Regions from separate parts of the Mus musculus genome. Here all the other regions are linked to region 1. A link is a loop called in an ENCODE intact Hi-C map of the cell type or tissue named here. Cell type or tissue: gastrocnemius. All regions are shown on one strand. Each heading gives the region's core, and the rest is flanking DNA. Links, peaks and the distances in the headings are about the cores only.

Evidence for each region. Peaks named below come from ENCODE experiments on the same cell type or tissue, not always from the same donor. Only the 100,000 strongest peaks of a DNase experiment are listed, where the experiment ranks them.
Region 2: a loop joins it to region 1, with 2.5 times the contacts of the local background. A loop is called at or near these places in 2 of 42 quality-filtered maps.
Region 3: it touches region 1 in a loop (2.4-fold over the local background); 6 of 42 quality-filtered maps call a loop at or near these places.

Annotation. Positions count from the first base shown.
Region 1 is chr1:35,876,488-35,882,240 of GRCm38, forward strand. 1110002O04Rik (a long non-coding RNA gene) reads left to right here. Exons shown (of 4, transcript XR_373312.4): 2 at 3,222-3,485; 3 at 4,195-4,341; 4 at 4,457-4,678. Among named protein-coding and RNA genes, the nearest start is that of 1110002O04Rik, 9.4 kb to the left of the region's middle. In gastrocnemius, for the core only: a CTCF peak has its summit at 2,951; DNase peaks (open chromatin) are centred at 2,193, 3,006 and 3,279; H3K4me3 peaks cover 881 bases; H3K27ac peaks cover 1,143 bases.
Region 2 is chr1:36,131,361-36,137,113 of GRCm38, forward strand. It overlaps Gm33280 (a long non-coding RNA gene), which reads left to right and starts at 625. Exons shown (of 3, transcript XR_003948643.1): 1 at 625-961; 2 at 1,527-3,503; 3 at 4,052-5,753. In gastrocnemius, for the core only: a CTCF peak has its summit at 3,446 (motif pointing left); a DNase peak (open chromatin) is centred at 3,442.
Region 3 is chr1:35,944,573-35,950,325 of GRCm38, forward strand. The region is part of intron 1 of Gm33176 (a long non-coding RNA gene); the gene reads left to right. Among named protein-coding and RNA genes, the nearest start is that of Gm33176, 5.4 kb to the left of the region's middle. In gastrocnemius, for the core only: no CTCF peak of the experiment used is centred there; no DNase peak of the experiment used is centred there; H3K27ac peaks cover 1,131 bases.

The sequences.
Region 1 (5,753 bases), core at 536-5,535:
TGACTGACCACTGAGTCCCAGGGATCTGCCTGTCTTTGTCTCTCCAGTACTAGGATTGCAAATGTGCACCCCAGCTCTGTTTTTCTTGTTACTTATGATGAAAAGCTCTGATATATTAGATAGATAGGTACATAGATAAGTAGATAGAACATATATATATATATATGTATATATACACATGTGTGTATATATACATATATATATATGTATATACATATGTGCATATATATATTTTTTTTCTATTCTAGGGATTGGACCTGGGTCCTGAACATAATGGGAAAGTAATCTGTTGCTGATCTACACATTCCACCCCAGTGTTTGGTTTTGTTTGTTTGTTTGTTTTTGATACAGGAAGATCTCTAATAGGGTAGCCTGGGCTAGTTAGAACTTACTATCAGTTTCAATCTCTTGAGTTCTGGGATTGCACAAGTGTACCAACATGCCTAGATACACTGATAATTTTTTCATGTTATCTTCACAATGCGTATGCTTATGCACGTGTGTGCCCTGTGGTATAACCCCACTGGCATAAGGTGGCACAAGCATAGTAGTTAGAAGAAGAAAATCTTATAAATTGTATAAACTTTTGGTGAGTTGGGAATCTAACTCTTGGCTTCATGCATGCTAGACAAACATTGTAGTAACCGAGCTGTATTCCCAGCCCCTCTTTGGTTTTTATATAAGAACTTGACAAAGTGAACTGTCTTAGCCTTAGAGGGGAAAAAACTGTAGAATATAAACATCTGTAACCAAGTAAAAACTATTCCATTCAATGTTCAGTCTGTCCTCTCCTCAAGAATGGTGAAGCATGTTTGCTTGCCTCTTTCCCAATACACATGCACACACACACACACACACACACACACACCACACAACCCACTGCATTGTCAACAGCCCTGTCCAGCTAAGACATCAGACAGACATCTGTCCAGCTTAGAGCACCACACCTACCTCCCTCTTAGGCTCTACCCACATCCTTTTTGTCTCCTTCCCTGATCAAAATATGGCCCCTCGGGATAGTGAAAGCTGTTGTCTTATCCCTACAAGAGTGTTTCTATATTCCATAGTGTGCCAAGCCCTCTTTCAAGACCCAGTTCAGGAATGGTAGAATGGCTCATCTGATGGCTAGTTTTATGTCAGCTTGGCACACGCTGGAGTCATCTGAGAAAAAAAGAATCTCAACTGAGAAAATGACTCCCTAAGATCTGGCTGTAGGCAAACCTGTAGCTCAATTTTTAAATTATGGGTCCAGTCTACTGTGGGTGGGGTCATCTCTCCAATGATGGTTCTGGGTTCTATAAGAAAACAGGCTGAGTGAGTTATGGGGAACAAGCCAGTAAGTAGCACCTCTCCACGACCTCTGCATCAGCTCCTGCCTCCAGATTCTTGTTCTGAGTTCCTGCCTTGGCTTCCCTCAATGGACTGTGACTCATGATCTTTAAGCCAAATAAATCCTTCCCTCCCCCAAGCCACTTTTGGTCATGGATGAATCTTCTTCTTCTTCTTCTTCTTCTTCTTCTTCTTCTTCTTCTTCTTCTTCTTCTTCTTCTTCTTCTTCTTCTTCTTCGTCTTCTTCTCCTTCTTCTTTCTTCTTCTTCCCCCTCCTCCTCTGCATCCTCTCTCCCTCTTCCATTTTCTCCTTCTTTCTCCCCTTCTGCTCCACCTTCTCTTTTATCTGCCCAATCATCAGCTTTCCTTTATTTTACAAATTAAGGTGGGAAGCAGGTTTACAGGAAATCACCTGAGTGCTGACTCATTCCTTGTTCGAAACCCCTCACAGGAGAACAGATTTAACATCAAATATAATTAGCCCCAGGGCTATCCACAACAACTGGCAAGCTGGAGAACCAGGACAGCAGCTGGTGTGAATTCTATCCTTGTCTAAATGTATAAGAACAGAGAGAGACAACACTGTCTCTCCAGCACAAAGGCAGTGGGCTCAAGACCCAGGAAAACTAGCATCTGAGTCCAGTCAAGAAGACCAGTGTTGGGCCAAGGCAGTCAGGCCATGTCCCATTGTTCAGACTCCATTCTCTTGAGACCTTTGGCTGATTGGATGAGGTCCACCCACACTGAGAACTCAGTTGCTCTGTCCAACTCCCTGGTTCAAAGGCGGGTCACCCACTCAGACACGCCTAATGTGTGCAGGCACTCTGTGACCCAGTCAGTCTCGTCACACTCGATCCTAAGCCATCTCTGTCTGGAGAGCTGCCACACTTGGCAGAATGGCACACAGCTTGAGTGACAGCCATGTATTCCCACTTTTCTCCATGTACTTATCCTTGATCACAAGGCCCAGTACACAGCTACCCTTCTGTTTGTTCCCTTTCCAAAACAGGTGGCCCACAAATACACAAGTCTCTGGATAAGCAGGGGCCCAGCAGCCTTTCCCCAAACAGATCCTGATGGCAAAAGATATAATGGAGTGACAAGCATGCATGAAAAGCCTGTCACCAAGCTAGGGACAGGAGAGTAGAGAAGAGACCTTAGAGAGCTCAGATACCCACCAGGCCTTCCTCCTCCATAGACATCCCTGCCTCTGCCTTAGTTTCAAAGGGTAAAAAATAACCCAATCAATCAAGTCCACCACAGTTGAGAATTCAAGGTGGGAGGAACTTGAATCTACTGGTCAAGTCACCCCCACAGTCAAGAACTGAGAGCAACAAGTGAGTGAGTGAGTGAATGAATGAATGAATGAATGCTACAGCTCAGCTCATAATCTCCATTTTTATATAGTTCTTTATACCCAACCCAGAGAGATGGTTCCACTCTCAGTGAGGGGGTCTTCTCTCAGCAATGAGTATAAGATACTCCTTCATAGTTGTTCTCAGAGGCCCATCTCCCAGGTGATTGTAGACTATGTCAGGCTGACAGCTAACACAAACCATCATAGCCTCCTTCCCCAACTGGACAGTGCCTGTGGCACATGAGCAGGGATGCCGTTGCTCAGATCCATCAGCAGGTGGCCTAAATCTGGACCCCCACCAGCACCATCCACAAAGACAAGATATGCCATTTATAGGACCAGGACAATGATCGCCCTCATTTCAGCCTGATGATGGCCCCTCTCCACACAGCACACTTAATGCAGCATTAGCACTGTTCAGAGGCAGATAAAAATAGTGTTGGATCAAAGAGGTAGTTTCCTCATTCTGTCTCTGAAGACAGATCAGTGGGCCGGGTGCATGTGGGCAAATCCAATTTTTCCCCCTTCTTGGCAGGAGCCTCTACATATTCTCTCCATGAGTACAGAGAAGCCTGCCAATGTTGACATCCGAGGCTGAGATCATAGGCTCCACTTTAGCTGCGAGTCAACCCACTCCCAGCCTGCTAGGTCTGTGCTCGCGTTTTACAGACAGGGAAGCTAAGCTCAGACAGCAGCAGCTGCTGCGGAATAGTTCACCGGCTGCAGATTGATACCGATGACAATTGACTATCAGCCCTGTGACCTGCAACTCTGCAGATTGTGACACCATCTCCATTCTGTAAGTGGGGAAAACCATGGCTGGGAGGGGCCTTTCCATTCCAGCAGGGATCCGTGACAGCTGTGAGTCCAGCCACCCTGTCTTAGTCAGTGTTCTATTGCTGTGAAGAGACACCATGATCATGGCAACTCTCACTGAGGGAAGCATTTCATTGGGACTAGATTACAGTTTCAGAGGTTTGGTCCATCATCAGCCTGGTGGCAAGCAAACAGACATGATGTGAGAGAGGGAGCTGAGAGTTCTACATCCAGATCTGCAAGAAGAGAGACTCTGGGACTGGTGTAGGCTTTTGAAACCCCATAACCCGCCCTACAGTGACATGATTCCTCCAATAAGGCCAAGGCTTCTAATCTCATTAGCACCATTTCCTAATGACCAAACATTCAAATAAATTAACCTATGGGGGCCATTCCTATTAAAACTACCACCACCTCTCTCTCTCTCTCTCTCTCTCTCTCTCTCTCTCTCTCTCTCTCTCTCTCACACACACACACACACACACACACACACACACATACACACACACACACCACCAGAAACTTGAAGTCTTTCTCCAGAAGCCTGATGTCTTCTAGGACTGCAAATCTCATATCAGATAGCTTGTAAATGATGGAGATGTATATAGGAGCTGTATCACAGGAGATGGTGATATCCTGTCTCCATCATTTACAAGGTTTTATGTGGATTGTCCTTTACTTTCTACCCACAGGCATGGGTGTGAGTGGAGCCTGGGACTGCAGGCCACGCCTCCAGAGAGTAGACTGCCCACCTGGGTGCACCAGAAGTGCTGAGCACTGGACCCTGAAGGCTTCCTCTGTAAGCTGGCACTGATACCCACCTCCCAGGGGCTGTGAAGGTTAGCTGAACTGTTCCCAGCATTGCTTCCAACGAGTAGATCCAGAATTCTGGAGCTCATGTTGCTTGCACCACAAAGGCAAATGATTAGAGACAATCATGAGGCTTTCCATTAGGCTTTGTTCAGAGAGCTGGCCATCAGAGAAGGCAGAACATGATGGAAAATGCTTCACATCTCACTTCCAGCCAGAAGATTGTATGGAGTCACAGGGACAGAGACAGCCATTCCAAAGTTCAGGATTGCCCCACTCTGGTCAGGTGACGTGATTCTTAAAATAAACTTTTCCTCCCCTAAACATCCTTTGTCAGCATATCTTATCACAGCAACAAGAAAAGACACTAAAGGCCAGGCAGTGGTGGCACACGCCTGTAATCCCAGCACTTGGGACGCAGAGGCAGGTGGATTTCTGAGTTCGAGGCCAGCCTGGTCTACAGAGTGAGTTCCAGGACAGCCAGGGCTACACAGAGAAATCCTGTCTCCAAAAACCAGAAAAAAAAAAAAAAAAGAAAGAAAAGAAAAGACACTAAGGCAGGGGGTCAACCGCCTGAGACTGGTGTCTCACTCACTACCATCCAGTCTTAGAGTGTTACTGCTGTGAGCAGACACCATGACCGAGGCAAGTCTTATAAAGGACACCATTTAATTAGGGCTGGCTTAAAGGTTCAGAGGTTCAGTCCAGTATCATCAAGGTGGGAGCAGGGTAGCATCTAGGCAGGCACGGTGCAGGAGGAGCTGAGAGTTCTGCATCTTCATCTGAAGACTGCTAGCAGAATAGTAACTTCCAGGCACAAGGATGAGGATCTTAAAGCCCACCCCCACAGTGACACACCCACTCCAACAAGGCCACACCCACTCCAAGGCCACACCTCCGAATAGTGCCACTCCCTGGGCCAAGCATATTCAAACCAGGACACATCCCTTGCACCTCTCCCTCATTCTCTGAATGTCTGGACTCAGTCGATTCTTGAGACACTGAGTCTAGCTAGTGTCAGTCTTACATTCCTGCAGGGCATCTATGCTCCCAGGGATTGGCTTTTTAAAACATGGATCCTGAGAACAAAACTCTCGTCTGAATGCTTGTGCCATCTCCTCAGAGCAAAGTTAGCGTTTCTAGTTTGCACACATCTGAGTCACAGGGCTTCAGGGACCTGCTTTGACACTTGTCTTCCTCTATCCAGAAGCACTCATTTTCTGAGGACAATCCATGCTAGGTCCCTGCCAGGTCACATAGCATGACAGAGACTGAAGAAGGTCACCCTGGTGGAGAAGCCCCCAGCTGCTTGCAGAGGAGGCATCAGGCTCCTTCCAGTTTCAGCAGCTCAACACATTGAAGACTGTTTGCTCCCAGGGGAAGAAAGAGACGCTGTGCTTTCAGCCTTGACATGGGTTTAGCATCAAGATGCCTTCACTTA
Region 2 (5,753 bases), core at 463-5,462, 250 kb after region 1:
AAGGTAGAGAGAGACAGCCAACTGTCTTTGACACAGCTTCCTTCCTGCCGGAAGTCCCTCCTGCCGTGCCTCCTTCATCTTTATATCTATAAGCAGCTGCCCTGCTGGGGCTGTTAAGTGTAAGCATAGCACCTTCAAATTTAACAGGTGTCAAATTTTAACAGGACCCTTGCCAGAGCATCCACATCCAGCCAAGGTAAGACTTAGGCTAAGGCCGTTTCTAGTTGCCAGGACCCTGTGTGCTCTGGGCACTCAGCACAGCTCAGTGCAATGCCCACAATACAGTCACTTGCCCCTGTCTCTTCCACTGGCTCAGCTAAACTTCAGGACCCATCAGCACTGCTTAAGTCTAAAAAGAATCTCGAGTGAATTTCCTTTGCTAGTTCTAGCATGGTGAGGCAGGGAGTTGCACCATAGCTGTCTGCCTGTGTGATTCCCGCTTCTCCAACAGGGATGGCCTAGCCACAGGTATGCACCCAGTCCTGAACACAAATATTGCTTTTTATATGTGCTGGGGAAAGGGCGAGTCCCACTAGGGATGGGAGCCGGGTACCCCACTCTCACTGTCACTATCTAGTATCTCAGAAAATGTCAGGCTTTAGGACCCAGAAAGCGACCAGGCTCATATGTTAAGTAGTTTGGTCCACTGTACTTAGTGAACACTGATAAGCTAATAACATTGTTGCATTAGGTGCGGGAGAAAGCTTGGGCATAGCTGAAAGAGAACTAAGATACCTGACGCATGAAGGATCTCTGAACAAGAATACTTCCAGACAGAGCGGAGCCAAATCGACCCATAGAGGTAGCAGTCAGCCAAATGGAGACTGCAAAAGACCTGGGGCTGGGGAGGAAAGAAGTGCCCTCTGGGCCTCAGTGGCTGCCAGGGTGATCTGCAATCAGCAATAAAACCCAGAGGGTAGAACCCACTGTGAAATGAGGAGCAGGCCAGACAGACTCCAAGGTAACCTGGCAAAAAACAATGCTGGGTGAGACCATGCCTGGCCGCAGATGTGGTCCGCCCTTGCCTTGTGGTCCGTGGTCAGTAGGATGCTGGAAGCTGCCAGCTGCACTGAGGCAGTGGGCTGGGACCATGGAAACGATGGAGACATCTCTAAGTACCAGTAGGAGACATGGACCTTAGGAGGGGCCTTGGGGACACACTTTAGGGCTCAGTGAGCTGAGTGGGAGTGGGGATAAGGAGATATCAGGGAAAGATAGCCTCACACAGAACTCAAGACAAATAGGAGCTTGTTTGTTTGTTTGTTTGTCTGTCTGTCTGTCTGTCTATGTGAGTTTGTGACAGGGCTCAGCCAGTACTTGCTACCAGGTCTGACAACCCTGAGTTCAATTCCTGAGAGCCACATAAAGAAGCTAAAGAGCCAGCTTTGGCAAGCTGTTCTCTGACCTTCACATGCATGCCGGGATGAATGGCAGGGACACACACGCTACCCCTCACAGAAATGTCACTTCAATTTTAAATTGATTTCTTAAGTTCTTATCTTACGTTATGAATCTTCTGTTTGCAGGTATGCCTGTGTACTACTTGTGTGCAGTGTCCACGAATGCCAGAGAGGGTGTTTGATCCCCTGGAACTGAAGTTGCAGGCGGTGGTGAGCCACCACGTGGGTGCTGGGATTTGAACCCTAGTCCTCTGGGAGGGTAGCCAGCACTCTAAACCACTGAGCTGGCTCTCCAGACCTCTAATTTATTATTTTGGTAGTTGTCTGCATTACACTAAGTTCTAGTAGGGGGCAATGGTGGACGCCTACAAGGAGGAGCAGCTGGATCCTCAGCAGGTGAAGGGCTTCCTGGACAAGAATGAAAAGCTGACTGCTCCCTGATGTCGCCGTGGAAGGAAAGAACCGCTTCAGACAGCTGCTCTCCACACACTTCCCCTCCCGTGGGTGGCACCGCGTGCCTGTGTTCACACACTCACCACATGTGCACACAACAGTAACGGCAAAGAAGGGACATCAGCCTGGACAGCTGTATCACCTACAGGACCATAAGTGTTTCTTCTGATCCAGTTGTCACTCTGAGTTGATGCCCTTTGGTGTGTACTTTATGTCTTTGGGTTTTGCCGTTGTTGTTGTTGTTGTTGTTGTTGTTGGCTCCCTTTCTGGGATGGGTGGATGTGCATATGTTGTGCCTCCCCAGGAAAAGTCTGTCACACAGCAGCCTGACAACTGGACTTTAAAGCCCAGAGCCCATATCAGGGGAGAATTGATTCCCACAAGTTGTCCTGGTGACACACAGACCATGAGACAATGCACTCCCACACATACGCGTACCCACACACAAAACACATGTCAACTAATTATGAATTTCAGAGTTTACTTTCTGATTCTCTGTTTCTTACCAAGAAAAAACAGAGGAGAATCAAAAGGGGTCATGGGAAGATATAGCCAAGGATGTACCTCTAGTGACCTTCCTCCAACAGGCCCCAACTTCTGCATTCACCAGTGAACGGAAATCTGTGCTTCTCTAATCTCCCAGGAGTCTTGGTTTCTTTTCCTGTTGCTGTGATAAAGACACCCTGTCAAAAGCAACTTAAGGAAGAAAATGTTGATTTGGCTCAAAACCCCAGGTCACAGCCCATCGAGGTGGCAGGGGGAGAGAGTAATTCACCCATGCTTGTTCTGAGCTCACTCTGTCTCATTCAGTGAAGGGCCTCCACCTCAGCCCTGAAATTAATATTTTTGTAGTTGTCCCCCACATTCAGGGTGGCCTTCCCACCTCAGTTCACTGAATTAAGAAACTCCCTCACAAGCATGCCCACCGGCTAATGTAAGCTACGTAATCCCCCAGAATCCCTTGAGAAGCCCCTCCCAGGTATTCCTGGTTGTGTCAAGTAGACTATTAAAACTCACCACATACTAGGTGCTTTTTAAAAATGTGTGCATGTGTGTGTGTGTGTTTGCACATGTGCACATATAGAGACTCAAGGGTGTTGCAGGGAAAGGGGCATCAGAGAACAGCTTTATGAAGCGGTTCATAAAGGAAAGGGTCTTTCATCTTTCCATGGGTTCCAGGGATCAAACTCAGGAGTCAGGCTCGCCTAACAGTGTGTCCCTCACTGAGCCAACTCATGGACCCTCCTGCATACTTCTTAATCAAGTTGACAAAATTAACCTCTGCAAAGGCATTCCCTTTGTTGTGGGTTTTTGCATTATTATAAGCACTGCTTCAATCTCCTTCTTTGTTCTAGGTCCTGCATGATTTTATTTTTGTCTCTTTGTGTCAGTTTTGATAGTTTTCACATTTACAGGCCCTGCAATTGTCAATGTATATACTTCTTCCAAAAGCAGGTGGCAGGGGCTGGAGAGTGGCTCAGTGAAGAGCACTTGCTGCAACTTCCACAGGACTAGAGTTCTGGTCCCAGCATCTACACTGCACAGTAGCAGAGCTACTCGTTATAGCGCTGGCTTCAGGGGAGCTGATGCCCTCTTGTGGCTTTCACCGGTACTGCAATGCATCCACTACCATAGCTCTTTGAGGAATAGGTAGTAATAACTTTTTCTACTTTTGATTATTTGAATATTTTCATTCTCTCTCTCTCTCTCTCTCTCTCTCTCTCTCTCTCTCTCTCTCTCTCTCTCTCTCCCTCTCCCCCTCCCCCTCCCCCTCTCCCTCTCCCTCTCCCTCTCCCTCTCTCTCCCTCTCCCTCCCTCCCTCCCTCTCTCGTCACCCCCCCTCCAATCAGTCTACTGAAGGCTTCTCAATTTTGACATTTTCTAGGAAGTAATTTCAGTTTCATTGATACTTATCCTTCCCTTTTGTCATTTAATAATTAGCACACTCTTGCATTTCATTAAGACATTCAGTTGGCAGTGAACTTGAGGCTTTCTCTTCCATGCTGAGGACTGACTTCAGAGACTTATGCTCTACCACGCAGATGCTCACAGCCCTCTTGGTTTATAACATGGCCATTAACAGCTAGACATTTCCCAGTTACATTTCAGGAGTTTCACGTGGTGTATTTTCACTTTAAATATACCACAGTATTTCCAAATTTCCCTTTTGATTTTTTTTCTTTGATTCATTGGAGAAGAATTTGATGTTGCCATCCAGGCACTTCAGTATCCTGAAGATCCAGTTGCTGAGGAAACTGAGGGAAGAGACCTACCACGAGGACACACAGAGACTAAGTAACCCAGCTTCACTTGGACTGAGTGAGACCCACTCCCCTTCTGACAATGCACAGTAGCCTACTGCCTTCTGCACTGACTACGTGCACACTCATCCCTCTCCAAACAGTGGATCTGGCTTCCTCAGAACCTCCTCAAACCCCTGCCTTCCAAGCACTGTGTGTACTCTCTGAAGAGTAGTACAGATTTCTCACTCCTAATGACAATCACATTAGACCGTTTCTACTTAACTTTCCTCCCAATGTATCCAGTAGGAAGAAGAGAAGCGCCGGTTTCTGGGGTATACACGCGGAGGCACATTGTGTCTGTTGAGAGACCTTGGAGGTAGACCTTTACCATCTTCTGCCTGTATATAGTTGCGCGTAAATATGATTAGAGTAAGATGCACTATGTGAAGAGGCACTCAGTATGACATACTCTACCAAACTACAATGTAACTAGCTGCGGCAAGCTCCTGTCTGCACAACCTCACTGCCTACCGTGGATGCACAACTGGGAGCCAAAGTAAAACCTTAGGTGGCTCTTGTCATTTGTTGCAGCGATGAGAAAAGTGTTAGTGTGTGGCTATGACCTTCTTTATATGTTTCTAAAAAGACAGTGTGCTGGGGGCATAGGTCATGGCAGGGCATGTTCTCGGCATGGCAGAGGTTCTGAGTTCAAGTCCCAGCACTGTGGGGGGAAACCCCAGAAAAAGCAAAACCAGGATTAGTGATGGGTGTGGGTCCTGGGGAGAACTAAGGTTGGTGGAGAGCTTGCTTAGCATGTGTGGAGCCCTGGGTTCCAGCACTTGAGGAGTAAGGGGACAAGATTAGGAGTTTAAGGCCATCCGGGCGACAGAGACTCTGAGGTTAGTCTGGGGTGGGATGGGGAGACACAGAGACAGAGAATCTAGTTTTGTATTACTGTTCTGGGAGGAACAGCTGACTAAGCGGCAGGAAACGGGGTGACCTCTCCACTGAGGCTCACGGGAAGGAGGAGGTGAGGCAGGGTGGGCAGGTTTAACCTGACATCATTTGAATGGTTTCAGCAAACACAGGACATTAGTTGCCATTCTGTGTCCAGACGAGGCTCAAGGGTGATATGGTCGGTGGTCTGGAGTGTGAGCCCAAGAGAGAAGTGGCTGAGGGATTAATTTGACCTTAACAGGCAACCCTAGAGGGCAGACCTCTAGTCAGAGCCTCCTGTTTGAATCAAATGGGTGTTAAAAAGAAAAGCTATCACAGAGCTGCCGTTAGGCCTAATGACTTGAGTTCAATTTCTGAGAGGAAAGCTAACTCCTATAAGGCATTCTCAAACCAGTGTGATGAATTCAGGATATCTCTGGTGACATGGCCTCTGCTCACTGCAGCCTTAGTTCTACACAACAATCGAACCGTGCACTGGCGACACCGAACAGAGCCAATGAACACTGCATATGAAACTTAATGATTTACGTACAGAAAATGCACCTTTAACACATGTCTACCCCTATTTCCCAGCATGCATCAACCCATCTTTGTATTGTATTGGTTGGATGTGTTGGTTCTTTGTTGGCTTAACAGTGCCTCCTCTGGCAAAGGACCCAGCACTCATATCAGGGGGCTTGCAATTGCTTGTAACTGCAGT
Region 3 (5,753 bases), core at 463-5,462, 68 kb after region 1:
TAGCAGTGACCAGCTCATCAAAGAGGCCAGATAGTTCCCCCAAGAAGCAGGAGGGCCCCCTGTGTTTCTAGCTGCCTTGAGGGTAAGACACGAGGAAGGAAAGGGGTTTTTTACAGACATTGGGTTGTTACAGCCATCCCCATGAAGGCTCAAACTCCAATGTTATCCTCTGCATATGTGTGTGTATGTGTGTGTGTGTGTGTGTGTACATATACATGTATTTGAATATATGTACATACTATGGAGGCCCACAGTTAACCTTAAGTATCTTCCTTAAGACCACAGTGTTTCTCAGTATAAGTTCCCTCCCTTTCACCTGGATTTGGCTAGACTAGCTCGTCAGCAGCCCCGGGATAGACATGTCTGTCACTGACCTCCTAGCACTGGGATTACCAACGTGCAGCACACGCTTGGCTCTTGGCATGAGTCCTGGAGATCACACACTCAGATGTTCATGCTTGTGCAGCTGCTGAGCTGTCCCCACATTCCATATCCCCAAGGGTATCTTTCCCATGACTGTAATGTGTCCTGCACATAACCTGCCCCTGATAGCCTCGACCCAAGATCAGCAGACCGTACTAGAGAAAGGGCCTATCGAATCGATGGGCATTCATTTTATACCACCTGTCCTGGCAGCATCCAGCTAAGACCTGCAGACCCTAACAGAGCATAAGATGAGAAGGGGCCTGTGGTCTCATTTGGCATCTGTTACCCTTTCCGCAGACATAAGTAACTTGTGCCCTGTAAATGCCTAGGGAGGACAGCAAACCTCACACAGAAATAGCCAAGAATGCAGAGCATATCCGATGGCAAAGGCCACTTGGGCAGATCCGATGGCAGATGCCTTCTTCCTAGAGGCACACATTTCTTCCCTGACTTGTAGGTAGGCAGGGAAGGTTGACTGCCCTTGTCAGGTCTCTTGCAGTACACTGCTAAAGTGACAGCTATATTAGTCAGCTTTCAGTTGCTGTGACAACAACCACCCCCTCACCCTCTCCCCCCAAAAAAACAACAACAACAAACCCAGCTTTCTGAAAGCAACTTTTATATTCCTGTTATAATTTTCATCTCCAAGGCTTAATGCCTCAGTCTGCTAACCTAGGTTTAGCCCTGGAAGTGTCTTACCTCTGTACAATCTAATCTAGGCCTGGAATATTCTCAGCCTCTGAGGCTTGCTGCTGAGTAAGCTCGCCCTTTCTTGTTCTTGCTGAGCTCTGCCTGGCTGGTCTATTCAGCTGTTCTGGCTCAAACTCCTCTCCAAGATGACTGGTTCAATCTGGCTTCTCTTAGTTTCCCATGAATTGCTCAAAATGGCCTCAAACTGACTATATCTTTTCTAATCGTCTGACTCATTCTCATTATTCTCTTGCTTGTTTTATCTTTACCTGTGTCTAGCGTCTTCTCTCTGTAAAGCTCTCCCGGTAACACTGCCTCCTTCTCGCTCTCTGAGCTGCTCCACTCTCCCTCTCAACTCTACTGCACCACTCTCTGCTCTCCTTGAACTCTACTGTATCCTGTACTGCACTCTCTTCCCCCTGTGCTGTCTGTCTCCCCCTTAAGTAGCTTCCCTTTCCTCTCTGTTCTCATGAGAGTTGGGCAGATCCTATCCCACCAAATCTTTCTCTGATTTGTCACTTTGCCTGCTACTCAATTAGACATCGCTTTCATACATGGATGCTTCCTTCTACAGCTTGACCTTCATTGTTTGAGATTAAAGGTGAGTACTAAGGACATGTTCATATTCCCACCAGAGGAATTAAAGGTATGTGCTAAGGGCTGAGCCACACCACAACTAGAAACAGGTTCAAATATTCTGTACTGCAGCTCAAAGGAGAAAAGATTGATTCTGACTCACTATACTGGCTTCAGTTGATCGTACCTTGGTCTCTTGTCCCCATCACGTTAGGCCTGTGACAAAGCAGAGCCTCACTGTTAGAGGTAGAGAGCAAACCACTTATATAATAGAATCCAGGGAGAAAGAGAGAGGGAAGCTGGGTCCCAATATGTCCTTCAAGGGACATTGTCAATGACCTCTAATTACTAGCTGGGGACCAAGCCTTTGTCACAAAAGAAACTGTTTCTAAAGAGAATAAAGCAAGCATGGTAGAACAAGGCAAACTGTCTTCCTTCTCTGGCCTCCAAGTGTGTATGCATATGCTACATGTGTACATAAATTCATTCATTTATTCTCAGAAAAAAAAAAGTCCACGTCGAATGTAGAATTCCATACACAGCTATAGGATGTTTGCTTTACTCTCCCAACTACTATTACTCTCTGTCTGTTCAAAAGATTCATACTCTGGGACTCATGTGCTTCAGATTCTACAAATGGGAAGCAGTCTGCAAAGCTGCTGGAAGCCCAGCGTCATAAGATGTCACATTCTTTAACCAGCCCAAGATTCTCTCTGGATTACAGCTTCCTTCTGTGATTCAAGCAGAGACAAGTGGGGAGAGGGCTTCTTTCTAGGTTATGCTATATCTATATAGAAGCTTAAAGGGCCCAACCTCCCACTTCCAGGAGACTGGAACTGCTGAAGGCCACAGTCTAGAATTCCATGGGAGCAGCTTTCCTACCCTCCTACCTCATCCCACCATTGCAGTTCTCCTACCCTACCCCCGCACCCTTAATCCAGGGTAGTTCTGTGTCATTCTGAAAGTCCCCGAAAGGCTTACTTGTAGCTGTGACAAAATTCCTAACCAAAGCAACTTAATGAAGGTAGGATTTATTTTGGCTCATGGCTTGATGGGTACAGTCCATCCTGACACTGGCTCACAGTTTGATGGGTACAGTCCATCATGGCATGGAAGGCAAAGCAGCAGGAGGGTGAGGCAGCTGCTCACATCACATCCACAGGTAGGAAGCAGAGATAAATGATGTTGCTCAGATCATTGTCTCCTTTTATTCCATCAGGACCTCATCCTGTGGGTCTTGCTACTTCAATTAACCTAATCTAGAAAACCCCTAACAGATATGCCCAGAGATCTGTTTTCCATTATAATTCTAAATCCCATCAAGTGGAGAAGATTAACCATCATAATGCCCTAGTTAGAAACTGTCTGTTTATAACCCCTCCAATAATTATTATCCTGTGTTGAACACAGAACCCACTGGCCCAGGGTCTTCAAGACAGCTTCTCCCAACCCCAAGCCACCAGCTGTAGTGCCTGCTTGTAAAGTCTCATGCCCAAAATGGTCCTCAGATAACTCTCTCCTGGTGTACACACTCTTAATCCTAAGGGACCTGTAGCTAGTGAGCGGCCAGGACATCAGCATGGAAGCTCCACAATCTTGTGTCAGTTCTGACCAGCCTGAGACTGACACTTCACCTGCAGCAGGTAAAGTCCTTTGACTTCCTACCATTCCAATCCTGCCATCCTACTCCTTTAGGGGATTTTTTTTAATGGATCACATTTATTCAAGCCTATGTCTCAGAGTTCATTTAAGAGGAACATATAGATGTTTAAGGACCTCCCCACCAAAAAAGAAATTACTGTAGTGAGCATGTTCTTAGAGAGATACTAGAAGATATGATTCAGTAAAACAATGGTATGAACTAAGGAAGGGGCCCAGAATCATTACAATCTGCTGCAACAGGCTAAGAGGAGCTCGGAGGCAAGGCCAAGGGTGAGGGTCAGGGCAGGAGGAGCCACCCACAGCCAGGAACCCAAGTGTTCCGGGAAAAGGGGAAATTGATAGAACAGTGATTTAGCTACTTGGGAAGTAATATGAATTCACATTTAACTGATCTAATGTGGCACTTAGAAAAGGAGCAGAGACAGGGACACAGAAATCTCAATAAAGGGGAAACATGTGGGCATTAACTCCAGGAAAGAAACATCATCATGCTCTACTTCACTTTGCAGGAAGCATAATCTACCGTCCTAATGACACAAACACTGCCTATCGATTTAACCAAAAGTCGTGATAAAAGTCTGCTGGGGGTGGAGGAAGAGCCAAGGGAAGGAAGTTCATGGAGGGCTCAATCACCAGTTCTCACTGCAGTCAATAAACAATGCTTAAAATCCATTAATGAAGACATACATGGCAGCATTGTATAATAGTTCAAGAGATGGAAGTAAGCAGTCACAGTGAATACTACCAACAAGAATCTAACTGATACAAACATTTACTTTTAAACATCAATGCTTAAGAAGGGATGAGGCGTGATCTCTAACATAATACATGTACACAAGCACACACACACACACACACACACAGAGCCTGTTATGCCACTGACATAGGAACAAACCTGGTTGCCCCTGGGAAGGGAGACTCACAACCCCGAGTCCTTCCTCCCAGTCAATGGACTGACATTCTTTCAGACTTGAAAAGGGGGCCCCTAAAGAACAACACACTCCCAGATGACCATCTGATCACAGCTACATGATCAGGCCTAGCCAGGGTTGTCAGGCTGTCTCGCAATGGAAAGGCCAAGAATCCCCTGGTAGTTGTTCAGTCCACAAGACGGGATGTCTCAGCAGTCCCAATCTGGTGCTGGAGGTCCCCAGAGGATTCCAGCTGGTCTTCAAACTACATACATTGGCATCTCAACAAAGTAGTTTCTAACACCAGCAAAGAAATGCCTCAGTGACAGGATAGGTGAACTTGCCAGGGAAAGTGAAGGCAAGCAGACAACGCAAACGCTTCCTTCCCCCACGTCCTTTCTTGTAGGCTGCCACCAGAAGGCATGGCCCAGATTTAAGGTGCATCTTCTCACCTCAAATGATCCAATCAAGAAAATCCTTTGCAGGTGTGCAAAGCTGCTTGGCTTTTAGTTGATTCCAAATGTAGTCAGGTTGGCAACCAAGATGAGCAGAAGATAAGAGGGAAGTGGGGGCTTTAACAGTAACTGGCCGAGAGCCCATTCATGTGATATTTTAGGAGAAAACTTGGCTGTCTTCTATCCCTATCCTAAGAATTTGCTGAAGGCCAAAAAGTTATGGACTAATTTCTTTGGTGGAGGAGATTTCAAGGCACCTAATATTGGCTCCGTCTTGTGATCTTTACTAATCACTCTTATGCATTGCTCTCTCTCTCTCTCTCTCTCTCTCTCTCTCTCTCTCTTTCTTTCTTTCTAGATAGGGTTTCTCTGTGTAGCCCTGGCTGTCCTGGAACTCACTCTGTAGACCAGGCTGGCCTCGAACTCAGAAATCGGCCTGCCTCTGCCTCCCAAGTGCTGGGATTAAAGGCACCCGGCCTCTTATGCATTTCTACAATGAAAAAAAATAGTAAGTGTAGGACAAAAAGAAATACAAAATGTTCCATTTGAAGAGCAAAAGAGCAGAAACAATTTTGCTGCAAGTTTTGTGCCCAGAGACAGAAGTAGAAGGAAACAATCTTGCAGTTAAGTCTAGTGCTGAGAGACATAGTAAGGAGAATCCTGCTCTTCATTGAAATCAAAGGAAGGGTGATCTCAGGGTAAGACCCCACCCAGCTAAGCTTACAACATGGGAAAGGGAAAGGCCCAAGGGACTGTCTGTTCCTAATAGGCAATGGCTAATCAAAGCTCCTACAAATGTGATTCAATTTGAGGGCCAGGGTTCACCCTAAATGGGTAACAAAAAATGACAGTCTCCTCCACGCAGATCTTGCTTTAATCACGAAAGATACATGAGTAAGAGAGATGGGAATCTTCCTCTGTGGTTAAAGAGGCCTCTGACAGGGCTGGAGACGTGGCTCAGTGGTTAAGAGCACTGACTGCTCTTCCTGAGGTCCTGAGTTCAATTCCCAGCAACCACATGGTGGCTCACAAC